Regions from separate parts of the Homo sapiens genome. Here region 2 is linked to region 1. Evidence: chromatin loops called from intact Hi-C (ENCODE). Cell type or tissue: B cell. All regions are shown on one strand.

Region 1 (8,000 bases):
TTAATCTGTAAATTCAGTACATATCAGTAGTTTGTGTGTGTGTGTGCATGCATTAGTCACTGTAGAAATTAACAAGTTAATTCTAAAATTCAAATATAAATTTAATAATCCAAGATTACCAAAGGCAAGGTTGAAGCAGCAAAAGAAGAAAGCTGAAGAATGTACAGGATCAAATAGCAATAGTACTTCAAATCTGTGGTAAATATGTCATAATGTTGGCCCAAGGATAGGTAACAACCAATGACACAGAATCTAGAAAGCAGCTACACCTGTAACTCCACTGAGAGTCATGGAGAAGATGAACTGTAGTATAATGAGGAAAAGATCTCCATTAGGTATATATTTGATATAAAATATATCTAGATCCCTATTTCACTTCATACACAAAATCAGTTTCAAAGACGGTCAAATTTAAAAATGAATGGAAAGGCAGTAAAAACATTTATAGAAAAATAATGGAGGATATCATTTTGATATACATAAAGATACTTAACAGTACATAAAATCTGTAACAAGAAAAACTGAAGAATAAAAATTTACTAAAATGAAAAGAATATATTGTCCTCACAAGACACTAATAAGAGTGAAAAGGGAAACTATAGGCTAGCAGAACATAGTGACAAAAATATTAAGTTGGTGCAAAAGTAATTACATTTTTGTATGACTTTCAATGGCAAAAACTGCAATGACAAAGGCACTGTATTCGGAAAACATTAAGAACATCTACAAGTCAATAAGAAAAGGTCACAGAACCCAAGTGAAAAATGGACAAGTCTTGGCTCTTCACAAGAAACAGATAACAAAATGTGGCCAGGGCCAGTGGCTCATGCCTGTAACCCCAGCACTTTGGGACGCTGAGGTGAAAGGATTGCTGGAGTCCAGGAGTTCAAGAGAAGCCTGGGCAACATAGCGAGACCCCGTCTTTACAAAAAAAAAATAAACAAATTAGCCAAGTTTGGTGGTGCATGCCTGTAGCTCCAGCTACTCAGGAGGCTGAGGTGGGAGGATCATTTGAGCCCTGGAGGTCAAGGCTACAGTGAGCTATGATCACACCACTGCTCTCCAACCTGGGTGACAGAGCAAGACCCTGTCTCAAGAAAAGAAGAAAAAAAGAAAGAGAATCCCAAGATAGTTAATAAATATGTGAAAAGATGTTAAGTTCTTTAGATATAATGGAAACACATATTAAACCTGGTTTACTTGAAAAGATAAACACCAGCTACTGATTATAAAATACCAGCTGAGAGTGTGAATAAACCAAAGGCTTTATACACACCGTAGCTGAGTTAAACTGGCACTGCCACATTGGAACATTATTCAGGATGATTTAACAGAGCTGAGCAATGGACTATCCTAAGACTCAGAAAGTCCACCCTTCGACATATGCACATCTGAAATGTTAACTAAAATGCAATATTTTTATAGCCCCTTCCCTCCAAAAAACAAAAACAAATAGAAACTACCCATATGTCCATCGGCATTACAATGAATATATTAATACATACCCAGGATATTCCTACAATGCCATTACTTTATAGCAAAGGAATTATTGAATGGATATACTTAACGTAATGTTTAAGAAAGAAACCAGGCACAATAAATACTGTTATTTCTACTTGTATAAAAGTACAAAAACAGGTGAAACTATTTTTTTTCTATTAAAGAAGTAGAACAATGGTAAATCTCACGGGCATGGTAGAGACTGGGAATTGGTAATATTCTGGAAGCTGACTGTATAGGTGTGCTGTGTTTGTAAATATTTATCAAGCTGTAAACTTAAGATGTATGTGTTCTTCTCTGATTATAGTATACATTGACAAAAGTTAAAAGAAAAGGCACCAGGAAGTATTTGACACAGTGGTTTATGTCATGGACTCTGAAGACAGATTGCCTGGGTTTCACTGCTGACTTCACTGCTACTGCTTACCAGTTGTGTAACCTTGGGAAAGTTTCTTAGTGACTTAGTTTCATCACCTATAAAGTGGGAATCAAAAGAGTTGCCTGAGCACATGAATCTTCCCTTAAGTTGTAGAGCTCTTAAGGAATTTGATTTTCACAGAAATAGACATAAAAGGGGCCAAAAAACATCATCAGCCTCTTTACAGAAATCAAGCCCAGATAGCTCTCACTTGTATGAAGCAGAGGAAAGAGAAAACACAAAGAAATTAAGGCTAATGGGGAATCATGTAGATCAGGAAAAAGAACATTATTGGAAAGGTTACTAAAATAATATGATCTAATACGAATTTTAGGAATTATGAGTACACATGGCTTAAAAAAATTGAAATCCAAAAGAAGAAAAGGTATAACAAGATAAAAGGAAAGATGTGTGTGTGGGTAAAGTACACAAGTAACAAAAGACTAGTAGGAAATGGATAAATTAGCATTGGAGGCACTGAAGAGCAGCATTGATGCTGCAGAAGATTAGGAACAAATGATACAATTTCAGTTTCCTCAATATAGGAAGATTAAAAAACTGATTAGAATAATGAATACAAAGATGGAAAGTGTATGGCAGAGACAACACACATGCTGTCCTGGAACAACAACAACAACAAAAACTAAATGAATCAAAAGCAACAACCAAAAGTGTAAACTAAAATAAAGTAAAACAACACTTTCTTGAGTTAAAAAATATAACAAAATAAATGGGCATCATTACAACCAATTCAATAAAAATTATAAAATAAATCTAAAGAACAGAAAATGTTGCAAATATCTCAGAAGATATGTCTTACTCAGCACAGTGTCAAGTACATTAGAAAGTGTTTAATAACTTTCTGTTGAATGAATATTATTTATTCATTATTAACTGCATGTGATACAAAGATGAGTAAAAATCTTCTCTAAACATGTCTGAAATCTGCTAAGTCAGGAGTACCATTCACTTTACCATAGAAGTACAAATAGCACAGTCCAAAAGTCAAAATTGGATCTGATTCTTTTTTCTTTTCATTTTTTAAAAATTGTGGCAAAACACATATAAACTACAATTTTCTATCTTAACCATCTTTTAGTGTACAGTTTAGTCATACTAAGTCCCTTCATATTGTTGTGCAAATATCACCACAATTCATCTCCAGAGCTCTTTTCAACTGGAAAACTGAAATTCTATATTCATTGAACAATAACTCCCGATTTCCCCATTCCCATAGCCCTGGAAAGCTACCATTCTACTTTCTGTCTCTGTAGGGTCCAGTCCTACAGGACCTGTGGGTTTTTCTCTTCGTGTATGGAGACGAGAGATCATAGAAATAAAGACACAAGACAAAGAGATAGAAGAAAAGACAGCTGGGCCCGGGGGACCACTACCACCAAGGCACGGAGGCCGGTAGTGGCCCCGAATGCCTGGCCGCGCTGTTATTTATTGTATACAAGGCAAGAGGGTAAGGAATGTGAGTTATCTCCAATGATGGGTAAGGTCATGCGAGTCACGTGTCTACCAGACAGGGGTCCCTTCCCTATTTGGTAGCCAAGGTGGAGAGAGGGGACAGCTTACATCATTATTTCTTTTATGTATTTCTCGGAAAGATCAAATACTTTAATACTTTCACTAATTCTGCTACTACTATCTAGAAGGCAGAGCCAGGTGTACAGGGCAGAACATGAAAGTGGACCAGGAGCGTGACCGCTGAAGCACAGCATCACAGAGACACGTTTAGGCCTCCGGATGGCTGTGGGTGGGCCTGACCGATGTCAGGCCTTCCACAAGAAGTGATGGAGCAGATTCTTCTGTAACTCCCCCGGGGAAAGGGAGACTCCCTTTCCCAGTCTGCTAAGTAACGGGTGCCTTCCCAGGCACTGGTGCTATCCCTAGACCAAGGTCCGCTAAGTAGCAGGTGCCTTCTCGGGCACTGGTGTTACCGCTAGACCAGGGAGCCCTCTAGTGGCCCTGCCCGGGCATAACAGAGGGCTCACACTCATCTTCTGGTCACTTCTCACCGTGTCCCTTCACCTCCTATCTCTGCATGGCCTGGTTTTTCCTAGGTTATAATTGTAGAAGAAATATTACTATAATATTGGAGTAAAGAGTAATGCTACAAACTAATTATTAATAATATTCATAATCATATCTATAATCTATTTCTAGTATAACTATTCTGATTCTATATATTTTATTATACTGGAACAGCTTGTGCCTTCGGTCTCTTGCCTCGGCACCTGGGTGGCTTGCTACCCACAGTCTCTATGAATTTGATTACTCTAAATACCTCACACAAGTGGAATCATACAGCATTTGTCCTTTAGTGCCAGCTCATTTCACATAGAATAATGTCCTTAAGGTTCATCCATCTTGTAAACATGCCAGAATTTCCTTCCTTTAAAGCTAAATAATATTCCATTGGATGTACCATATTTTACTTATTCATCCATCTGTCAATGGACACTTGGTTTGATTCTACGTATTAGCTAATGTTACTGTGAATATAATTCTACAAATATCTCTTCAAAATATCTCTTCAAATTCTTTTGAGTATATACCTTCAACTGGAACTCCTGGATTTTATGTTAATTCTATTTTTAATTTTTTGAGGAACTATCATACTGCCTTCCACGGTGGTTGTACCATTTTATATTCCTACCAACGATGCACAAGTATTGTAATTTGTTCACCTCCTCACCAACACTTTTTATCTGTTTTTGTTTCGGATAGCAGCCGTTCTAATGGGTGCGAGAGGGTATCCCATTGTAGTTTTGATTTCTACTTCCCTAATGATTAGGGATGTTCCCTAATCATGTGCCTAATGTCCCTAATACTTGATCCTTTGTATATCTTCTTTGGAGAAATGTCTACTCAAGTATCTTCCTCATTTATAAATTTTATTTTGTTTTTGTTCTTGGGTTTTAGGAATTCTCAACATAAAGATGTGCCCTGTGCTTCACTTTCTTCTAAGACTTTTATCACTTCTGATCTTATATTTAGGTCTTACATTAATTTTGAGTTAATTTTTATATATGGTGTTAATTACGGGTCCAATTTTATTCTTTTTCACTTGGATGTTTTTTTTTTTTTTTGATGTTTGCTTTTTTAAAAATTTAATTGTGCTGCTGGTTTTCTCTGTGCTGATGATGAACTTGAGGTATAAATTTGAGGCTGTTTAGGTCTTTGCTGAGCCTGCACCTTTCCTTGAGCAATTGTGGTGGCTTTCTAATTTCTGCACATATGTGGTTGCTTTTTAATATCTTAATCTTTAACAATGTCTGACTCTCATAAAGGAAAAAAGAGAACATGAAGTGAAAATGAAAATCACTGGCCCTGTAAACCTCCAGGAAGTCACTTCAGCCAGAGGGGAGGGGCTTGCAACAATCAACAAATGGGGGCAGGTGCAACAGACAATGGATGCCCTCCTCTATGACTGTGAGGAGTAGGGAGTGGGAGGCTGGGGAGGCGGTGGCTACAGATAGACAGGTAGTTGCTACTGCACTGAGAGCTGCAATTGAACAAAATTAATCACAATATACAACTAAAATCTTCTGGAAGTTGAAAGCCTTTAATAGTTCTAAATATTTACATCAAACAGATTCTTCCACTGTAATTTTTATGTAGGTGAGTAGATGGATTCCTGGTGCTTCCTACTCTACCATCTTCTCATAATCCTTTCTCTGGATATCATTCTTTATGATGACACTTATTTAGTGATTTAGCTTTTCAAGTCACCAAAGTCCTGTATCTCTCATGTAGTTTTCATAGGTAAGAAAGAGAAACTAACAACAATATTAACGAAAACACTAAAAAGAATAATAATAGAAAACTCTTCACCAAGAGCTTATTGTGTTCTAGGCATTGTGATACACACTTTACATAATAGAGATGCTCTTTGACTTATGATGGACTTATGTCCTGATAAATCCACTGTAAAGTTGAAAAATTGTAAGTCAAAACATGGTATGTCAGAGACCAACTGTACTGAAAACAACCTATAAGATGAATAGCACCAGGAGACTCATTTTACACATGAAAAAGTGAGAAGTAGAGAAAATAAAGGAATATCACAAGGACATAGAGCTAGCAAATGGTGGACCACTCCATGGAACATGGACATCTATCTACCTAGAAAGCTTATGAAATATGCATTAGGTTCCTCTTGGTGCAGTACTGGGAAGAGTGTTGGTTCTCAGTTACTGGCAGATGGTGGCAGTACTAGTAACACTGGTTCTAGCAGTACCTGCAACTAATGGATATGTCACCTAAGTGTTGCAGTGGCCCAGCCTCATCAGCTAGCAGCATTTATGACCCTATTACCTTATGGAATAGAAAAATTCACAATTACCATATAGGAAAACAAATTCACTTTATTCTTTTCTTTTTGCTTATTTGAAGCAAAAGGGTCCTCTTCCTTGATTTTTTTTTTTTTTTTTTTTTTTTTTTTTTTGAGACAAGGCCTTGCACTGTCTCCCAGGCTGAAGGGCAGTGATGCAATCACAGCTGCAGCCCCTACTTCCTGGGCTCAAGCAATCCTTCCACCTCAGTCTCCCTAGGACCAGAGGAGCAAGGAGCATGCTCAGCGTGCTTTTTTTTTTTTTTTTTTTTTTTTATGTAGAGCCAAGGTCTTGAAGATCTTGCCATATTGCCCAGGCTGGTCTCATACTCCTAGGCTCAAGTGATCCTCTTACCTTGGCCCCCCAAATTGTTGAGATTACAGGTATGAGCCAGAGAGTCTGGCCTCTTCTGTGATGCTTTTTACTTACTTTCCAGCAGCGAATAATCCTCTTTGAAGATCTTACTTTTCACTTTATTCTTTTCATATATGTTGAACATTTTTCATTTACTCATGGGGAAAACACCGAGTATATGCTATTAGACACACTATTCCTCAAATGTTTCTACTCTTAATAATTTCTGTACATATATTTATATATTTACATTTTCTTAGGAAAAATCCCCTTGGATATAAGCCCCTTATGCTTGAATCTTAGTAAAAACAGTATTAAGAAGAAAGAGATTAGTGTCCTATGGAATTTGGAGCAATAATCTCAAAGTCTTACAGATCTCAGACACCCAACTGACACTTAAGTTGATTAGTTATAGAAAAGCTTTTAGAAAATACATTTTAAGGCCTTTCTCTCTAACGATGGTCAGACTGGACAATGTTGAGCCTGAAATATCCCTCCTTCCAAGGGGGAACTTGAGAGGAAGAATTACAGTTTTTCACAACCGTAAAAGAAGGCTGAATCTGTTTTAATTCACATAACTGGTTACACATGAAGAGGAAATTACTCTCTGAAATCCCAGTATAAAAAATATATGGAAATTGGCTGGGCATGGTGGCTCAGGCCTGTAATCCCAGCACTTTGGGAGGCCAAGGTGGGCAGATCACCTGAAGTCTGGAGTTACAGACCAGTCTGGCCAACATGGTGAAACCCCGTCTCTACTGAAAATACAAAAACTAGCGGGGCGTGGTGGCGTGCGCCTGTAATCCCAGCTACTTGGGAAGCTGAGGCAGGAGAATCGCTTGAACTCAAGAGGCAGAGATGGCAGTGAGCTGAGATCATGCCACAGCACTCCAGCCTGGGCAACACAGTGAGACTCCATCTAAAAAAATAATACATATATTATTATTTTTATATAAATAACATAATTATATATATTATATATAATATATAATATATTTTACATATATAATATTATATATTATATATATAATATATATTATATTGTATAATATATAATTATATAATATATATAATTATATATAATATAATATATATAATAATATATATAATTATATATAATAATATATAATTATATATATTATTATATAATTATATATATATACACACATATATATTTAAATATGTTTCTAAAAATTTTATACGGCTTAAAATTATACTGACAAAACCAACTGCAGCCACTGTTAAACTAATGACATTATCTCATAGATAATTTACTCTAAATAGCTCAGTAATGTGAATGGATAAATCATATATCATTATAGATCGTGATTTCTTTCAATGAATTATACCTTCTGGAATCTTATTGCTTTGCAGATCCAGTAAAA
Region 2 (8,000 bases), 1.1 Mb before region 1:
GTCTTGTAACTCTGCCTCAGAACATGTCTTTTTTTCCTGTGGCATATCTCTTATGATAACGAGAATGTATGTAGGACTCAAAATCAAAGGCATCCAAATGTCTAACCAGGAATTGTTTGAAATTTGACCAGAGTATTTAGGGTTGTTCAGAAAAGAGATGAGCCCTCCATTCTTCACACCTTCCCCCATGTTTGACATTTACACTCTGTTAATAAATCCAGAGAGGACAGTAGGAAAGAATACTCAGGATATTCAGGATGTTTCTTATATTGAGAAATTTGTAATGCAAAGGACCATTGGAGCGTGCAAGGGTGCAACGCTGCTGACATGTCAGACCACGGAGTTTGCTGGGTTGTTTCCTATTCTTTCTTTTCACAGATCTGTCTCCACCATGAAACATTATTATCATTACCAGCATGCCATGACTTTGAACCTAAGGCCTTAAATTTGCTCTCCATGTGCTATGCATTAATAAAATTGATATACTGTCTATGTACTGAGTACAGTGAGGGTTAATTAAAATACGTAAAGTACTTCGAGGCCTTTTCCTTAAAGATGTGAGCTGAGTGCATTATTATTACTATAAATACAAATTGAAAAATACAATCACATTCTCCCTGTAGACATCTGTACTGGAGATTTTTGCTTCCAATTCTACAGTGCTCATGATAAGGTGATAACATAAGCAATCTAGCAGCAAAATTTATTTTTATCTGCATTCTGGAACAAAGATTTAACCTCTTGAGGAACAACCCAAAGTTAAAACGTATATAAATTTTTTCCACATGTCACTCCGTGGAGTTTAATTCAGATAGCAGATTTTTTTTCATCCCTTCAATTTCACAAAGGCAGGGATAAATCAAGATAGATACAAGGTCTCTTTTGTACCAAATATATTTTATTATCTAATCTTAAACCCTGGAAGATGATTTGTACCAATGCCCAACAAGTTAGTCCAACTCCAAAAGACTCTGTGCATGCTGAGACGAATTGGAAATGCAATGTCATAGGAGAAAATAATAATAAAAAAATTGAAATCCAGAAACTAATCAAAATTAAATACCTTTAAAGGTAATAAGACCCAGTTTTTATGATTTGGTTAAAAATTAGGTAACATTATCAGAGTGATTTGGAGCAAATTGCTTAGTCTCTGTAAGTCTCATTTTCCACATCCTACCTTATTCATGTGAAAATGGATCAAGGAAATGCTTGCCATGGAGCCCAAGGGCAGATGATCAATAATTGGTAGCTATTACTGGGGAAGCAGTTTATGATGGTGGTTATTATGTTAGGTCCTGAAGTCAGACTGCCCATATTTGAATATAGGCTGTGACATTTACAAATTGTGTGATCCTAGGGTGGTTACTTAATACTCTTTGCCTCCTTTTTCTATTCTCTAAACTGAAATAATAATATTGCCTATTTCATATGATGAGGAAATTTTATGAGGTAGCATGTTGACAGAGCTGGAGCAATGCCTGAGTCACAATAAGCATTCACATAATGTCAGATGTCACTATTATTATCATTGCCATCATCACATCACAAATGCAAGTTTTTAGGATATAAAAGCTATGATATTCCATACAATGGAATACTATTCATCAATAAAAATTAACGAACTAGTATACAACAGTGTGGAAAGCAAAACTATAGGAACAAAAAATAGATCAGTAGTTGTCAGGGGCTGGGGATGGAGAGAGAGATTGACTATAAAGGGGTAGCACAAATTTTAGGGGTGACAGAATTGCTCTGTGTTTTGATTGTGGTGGTGGTTACAAGACTGAAAGCCTTTGTCAAAATTCACAGTAATCTACCCCAAACAGAGTGAATTTTATCTTATGTAAGTAAATTTAGAAAGGCAACTAAAAAAAAGTGAAATATGCAATTTCTATTGCCCAAGAACTTCATTCAACTCAAAAAGAGTCTTTACTAGACAAGTCTTTAGATTTAAATTTCTAAAAATTAGCATATAATAACATGTAAGGTTGGTGCTGGAGAAGAAAACTCTCTACTAAATATAGCTTCAGCACTTTCCTAAATCATTTGTAATTGAGTTGTTGACTATTTAGCCTTTAAATACCAGACCATAGCTCCTTAATGGAGCCCTTTGTTCTCCCCAGCGTCTTACAGTGGGACTGAAGTATTCAATTTTTAGAGGCGGTGGATCTATTTATTACTTGGGTTGTGGTGATGGTAACAGGAGTAAAATTTACATATGTCTAAACTCACCAAATGGGATACATTAATTATGTGCAGTGTTTTGTATGCTAATTATATCTTAATAAAGCTTGGGGAGGGGGAAATCTTTTAGGTTAGAAGGCCTCTCAGATTATGGCATTTCATGTACTTACTGAATTAGCCATTTTTAATATAGGAGTTCCTAAATTACTAACATTTCCAAAAGTGATATTTGATGGCAAAAGTAATATCCTTGTGAAGTATTAAGTGATTTTTATGAAAAAGTCAAATGAGCTGACAGAGCATAATAATTACATTGTCAAAGAATACAAGATTCCGCTTTCTCAAAGCCATCTATATTGCCTGGTTTTGGATGCACAGGCTGTCATCAAGATGGTAAGATTTATTTCTCCTCTAATTGCACCATGGCAGCCGGTATTACACGCAAGATATCTAGGGTGCCCATTGTTCAGAAGTGTGCAAAATCCATGGCATTGCTTATGTACGTGGTTATGTACACAATTAAGAGAATGGCTTGCATGCTGATGGAACTGAAAAATAGAGCTTGTATGAAGTCCTGGGGTGGTGCTGTTCAAATGTTTTAAAATATTTTTAAAAACTGTGATTTATTCATCAGCAGGAAGATTAAAAGCATTTTCCTTCCACAATAGTATGTTCCAGACTCTAAGCTCAGAGGAACTGCTCACCAGAGATGTTTGTCCTTTTTTGTGGAATTTCTGTGGTTTACTTTCTTATGCATTAAGTATGGAGTATGCATTATTAACCCATTATGGGTATATCAAAGTCTGTTTGTGGCCTATTCATATAACCTTGGAAATTTCACACATAAATCATTAGAGAAACGCAATGATCTAATGCTTAGGACCAGGGAGCACAGTCAATAGTTGGCATTGTTCTTTCGAGCTGCTATGTGTGTCATTGGAGGACAACCTGGCTGATCTGCATTTACTCTAACACCTCAAATGCTCATTTCTTTTCAATATCATGTATTTAATGGAATTTACGGGACACCTATGGGGACTACCTTGCTTTTGGCTAAAAACTTGACGCCAACACACAGCAACATATATGTCTCACTCAGTTCTGATGATGCTTTAGAATAGTGCTGGTGAACTAATATTTGTGCTTATGGAAAATTAGAGGACAAAACAAAACCCTAAACTGTGAAGTGACATGCTGAATTGAAATTAATTAGATGCGTCAGTGGGTGGCACCGTAGAGCTTAGTTATTCAGAGTGCAGTTTTCAGCATCGGCTTTCCTAAGTCTGAATCTGAGCTTTGCTGATAACTAGTTGCATGTCTGTGAGTCAGTTAGTTAAGCTACTGTTTCTTCATCTGTAAAATTAGGATTATATTACCTGCTTCATCAGCTACTGTATAAATTAAATGCAATTATCTGAGTAAAGTGTCTGGCATTGCTCTAATTAAGGCTGTGAATGGCACCCTAACTGAAGAATCCTATCACTTACGAAGGCTTCATCACTTTAACACTCATTTGCACCTTGCAGTGTTGAATACTTTTTCTTTCCTCAATCATACTTCGGTAGGCTCTCCCAAATTTTTCACCTATCTCCCATTCATCGTCCTCATCTTGACTTCTAAATGTGTTTCTTTCTCATGCTCTTCTTCTTTTCCATCTTAAATGCTGTTGCTCTCCGGAGCTCACTCTGGATTCTCTTCTCTTCTACCTACTCTCCTTGAGGGGGTCTCATTTACAGTGACACTTCGTGTAATATTAACTCATATACTACTCAGTCAGAGGTCTATATCTATAGCCCACAGCTCTCTCCCTAGAGACCAGTGTCCTCAACTATCTACTGGGCACCTTCACCTAGGGTCTTGAAGTTATCTCCACCACAATGAGTTTGACTAACCCATCCCAAAAACACAACAGATTGCACTGTCTTCTATCTTACTTTCTTTACTGTCTGCCATTTTCACCCAGCCAGTGATGGAAGCCATTAACTTGAGAATCATACTCAATTTCTCTGCTCATCGCCCTCCACATCTAGTCAGTTATAGAGCAGAGCTGATACAACCTCCAGATAGATCTCAATCCCGCCCTCTCCTTCTGAAAATCCTCTCCCAGCTGCCTCCACATCACATCCTCCTAATATCAGTGACCCCTGCAGCCACTTCTCAGTCTCCACTCAAGTAATTTTGTGGAATCTCTCATTATTTTTATGTTGCAAGAAACTTCTAATGGAGTCTCTGTTTCCTAATATTGCCCTTCTCTCTCGGTTTCCTTCTGCAGGAGAACCACTGATTCAAAGATCTTTCTGAAGTTCCTACTTAAAATACTTCAAAGACTTCCAGTAGTCTTTAGGATGAAGAGGAAAAAAATTCCCTTATATTGTGGGCCCTGCAATCCCATAAACTTCCTGACTGAACAGCTAATGTTTTCCTTCTATTTGTAGTTACAGTGCATAATATAGACTGTAATTTGGTTTGGCTCTGTGTCCCCACACAAATCTCATCTCAAGTTGCAATCCCCCGGTGTCAAGGGAAGGGTCTGGTGGGAGATAAATGGATCATAAGGACGGTTCCCCCATGCTGTTCTCATGATAGTGAGTGGGTTCTCACAAGAGCTGATGGTTTTAAAAGTGTGTGGCAGTCTCCGCTTTGCTCTCTCTCTCTCCTGCCACCTTGTGAAGAAGGTACTTGCTTCTCCTTTGCCCTCTGCCATGATTGTAAGTTCCCTGAGGCTTCCCCAGCCATATGGAACTGGGAGTCAATTAAACCTCTTTCCTTTATAAATTACTAAGTCTCAGGTAGCATCTTTATAGCAGTGTGAAAATGGACTAACACAGACTGGGTCCAAAATAAACATTTTGATGATTCCTAGAGAATGAATGTCAACCTCTTCAATTAATTCCCTGCCTCTCAAAATTCCACAATAAGAGTCCTTTACTCCAGTTGTAGAAAACTGCTTGCAAGTCTCTTACACTCCTTGCTACTTTTTCATTCCATGTCTTTGCATGTTCTATATCCTCATTTATTCAACTTTGTACTATATCTTGGGGACTTAAGGAGTGAAAAAGATAAACACGGTTTTTGTCCTTGGAAACATAATAGTTTAGTAGGAAAAAAATTAAACAGGTATTTAAAATATAAGTGGAAATAGTATTGTAAGTTTCCTGTAGATCTGGTTAAAAAAGGAGAAAAATGATCATAAAGAAATAAGTAACTCTCATGTTTATTCCAAGAACTATGATAAACCCAACAAAAATGATAAAGATTTTTAGCAACTGACTTAGATGTCTGTGAAATATTATTGGGTAAAAAAACTAGCTTACTAAACACATGCTTTTCTATCCTTTATCCACCTTATTTACCACTACTTTTTTTTTTTTTTTTTTTTAGATGGAGTCTCACTCTGTCACTAAGCTAGAGTGCAGTGGCGTGATCTCAGCTCACTGCAACCTTGGCCTCCTGGGTTCAAGTGATTCTCCTGCCTCAGCCTCCCGATTAGCTGGGACTACAGGCACACACCACCACGCCTGACTAGTTTTTGTATTTTTAGTAGGGATGGGGTTTCACCATGTTGGCCAGGATGGTCTCGGTCTCTTGACCTCGTGATCTGCCTGTCTTAGCCTCCCAAAGTGCTGGGATTACAGGTGTGAGCCAATGCACCCAGCCCTTATTTTTTTTTTTTTAATTTTTAGCTCAAGTACTACCATCTCTTGAAAATACTGCCTGACTACCTCAGTCATCCTCTGCATTTTCTTGCCACAGTAGCATGGGAAATTTGTCAGACCTTTTAAAATAAACTTTTTATTTTTGAATAATTTTAAATTTACAGAAGTGTTATAAAAATAGTGCAGAGATATCCTATGGACTCCTTCATCAATTATCATCTTAATTACCATGGTATGTTTGTCAAAATAATGTTCCACACTGAGTGATAAACACTGTTGTAAAACAACAAACAAAAAAACATAGCTCTATGAATTATTTGTGTAGCACAGACCTCCCCACCTCACCCCCAGTGCATGGCCTGCCACGGGTTGGTTCCCTCTAGAGACTGTTAAATGGTCTTCCACCATTTGGATAGGTTAATATGGAACTCTTTCTTTTTCCTTTAGCCTCAATTACATGTTTCTATGACAGGATTTTGTGAGCAAGTACAGCTGCTAGTTTCTAGGTTTTTGCCTTTTTCTACCACAACCTGTATATACAGGAAAAGGACAAGGTCTTCTCAGTAGGTGGACCATATCTTAAGAGAGAATCACGAGAGCATCTCAATCATTCTTGCCCCAGTCAAGGGCCTGGGCATTTTTATCTTTTGTCCAGCTGTCTAAGTACAGTATTGATTACCAGCCCTTTTCAGACATCTCTTAAAAGTAACAAAAACAAGTAAATGAAAGTCATTTGAGGATATTTGAAGGGTCAGTGGATACCCAAGACCTTGTGATTTTAAGCAATGCTTTCAAGCAGTTCCTACAGTATCTATATTTAACTAGTCCTTTATTTTGTCTGTACATAAATGTTTGAAGAAAGTTGTTAATTCTTATTTTGACGTTAATATGCATTGCTATTCTTAGCATAGACTCAATTCGGCTCCCGAGTCAATATCTTCCTATGGCCCCTATATATCATCTATGTAAACTTTACCAATATTGACCAAACACCTGCTGTGTGAGCAGTCCTGAACTAGGCACTGGGGAGAATAATCTTAAGCAGAAAATACCCTGCCCTTGAACACAGAGGTAGGTGCTCAAAATCACTAGACTTTTGTTAGATTTGTTGTCTTAATATGTTCAAATGACACTAGTAAATTGGCTTTACCTATTCATAGTATGTTGTTGCAAGAATTAAATGATCTAACAAATAATATTCATAGTCACATGAATACTGAAAACAGATAACATTTATATAGCACTTAATATGTGCCAGGCATTCTTTCAAGTGTGTTCTATTAATTGGTTTACTAAGAAAAAAATCTGTGAACTACAAAATATTCTAAAAATCAATGTGTGACTGCTATTCTTGAGTATGAGGCTACATCAAGCAGAAGTTAACTCTTCAACGTGGAATGAGCTTCTGAAATAAATTTTGTGGTGTAGCATTTACATGCTGGCAGAGGGTCAAAGAAAATGAAGGCCAAAGAGGCCTGGAGAGACTACCCAGGGTTCAGAGCTATATTTGGGATAAAGAGCTTGGAGGGCCTGGGTCTGCATCCCAACCAAAGTCATTCATGGCATCATCATTATCCCCTAGTCATTGTCATTATTAACATCATCATTGCTACCAGTTCTTATTATTTCATGATCACTTACTTCATGCGAGGCACTTTGCATGCGCTATTTATTTAATCTTCACACAAGGAAATCCTGGGAAGTAGGTATCATCATCCTCAATTTATAGACAAGGAAAGTTAGGCTCAGTAAGAATATATTACTTATAAATATTATAAAACTAGTAAGTTTTATAACTGGTAAAACAAGAATTTGAATCTATACATGGCTGAATTGAGTCAAAGTTCTTTCTTGTACCTTTCATGTCCTTTCTGTAGAAGGGAATCATGATAATTCCCACCACCCAATTGTAGCTCCGAAAGCAAGGTCATCATTCATTCTACCTTTCCTCAAGGAAGCTAAAGGATGCCAGGAATAACAAGGCCTAATGGACAGGAGGTGGTCTGTTTTTCTAAAAAAGAATGAGATTTGTCTTAATGAAGGGTAATTAACTTCAGGAGAGATTACATAGCTTCTGCTTTTACATCATCATTATCACAAGCTTGTAAGTTTTAAATATTTCCATTTCCTTTCTGTCATTGGCTGTTCTCAAACAGTAAA

The links. Hi-C counts contacts between places; a loop is a spot of excess contacts. Peaks named below come from ENCODE experiments on the same cell type or tissue, not always from the same donor. Only the 100,000 strongest peaks of a DNase experiment are listed, where the experiment ranks them.
Region 2: it touches region 1 in a loop (12-fold over the local background); 5 of 110 quality-filtered maps call a loop at or near these places.

Annotation. Positions count from the first base shown.
Region 1 is chr10:108,540,824-108,548,823 of GRCh38, forward strand. No RefSeq gene overlaps it. Among named protein-coding and RNA genes, the nearest start is that of LINC02661, 160 kb to the right of the region's middle. In B cell, CTCF peaks have their summits at 3,885 (motif pointing left) and 4,087; a DNase peak (open chromatin) is centred at 3,858.
Region 2 is chr10:107,406,314-107,414,313 of GRCh38, forward strand. No RefSeq gene overlaps it. Among named protein-coding and RNA genes, the nearest start is that of SORCS1, 250 kb to the left of the region's middle. In B cell, no CTCF peak of the experiment used is centred here; a DNase peak (open chromatin) is centred at 3,438.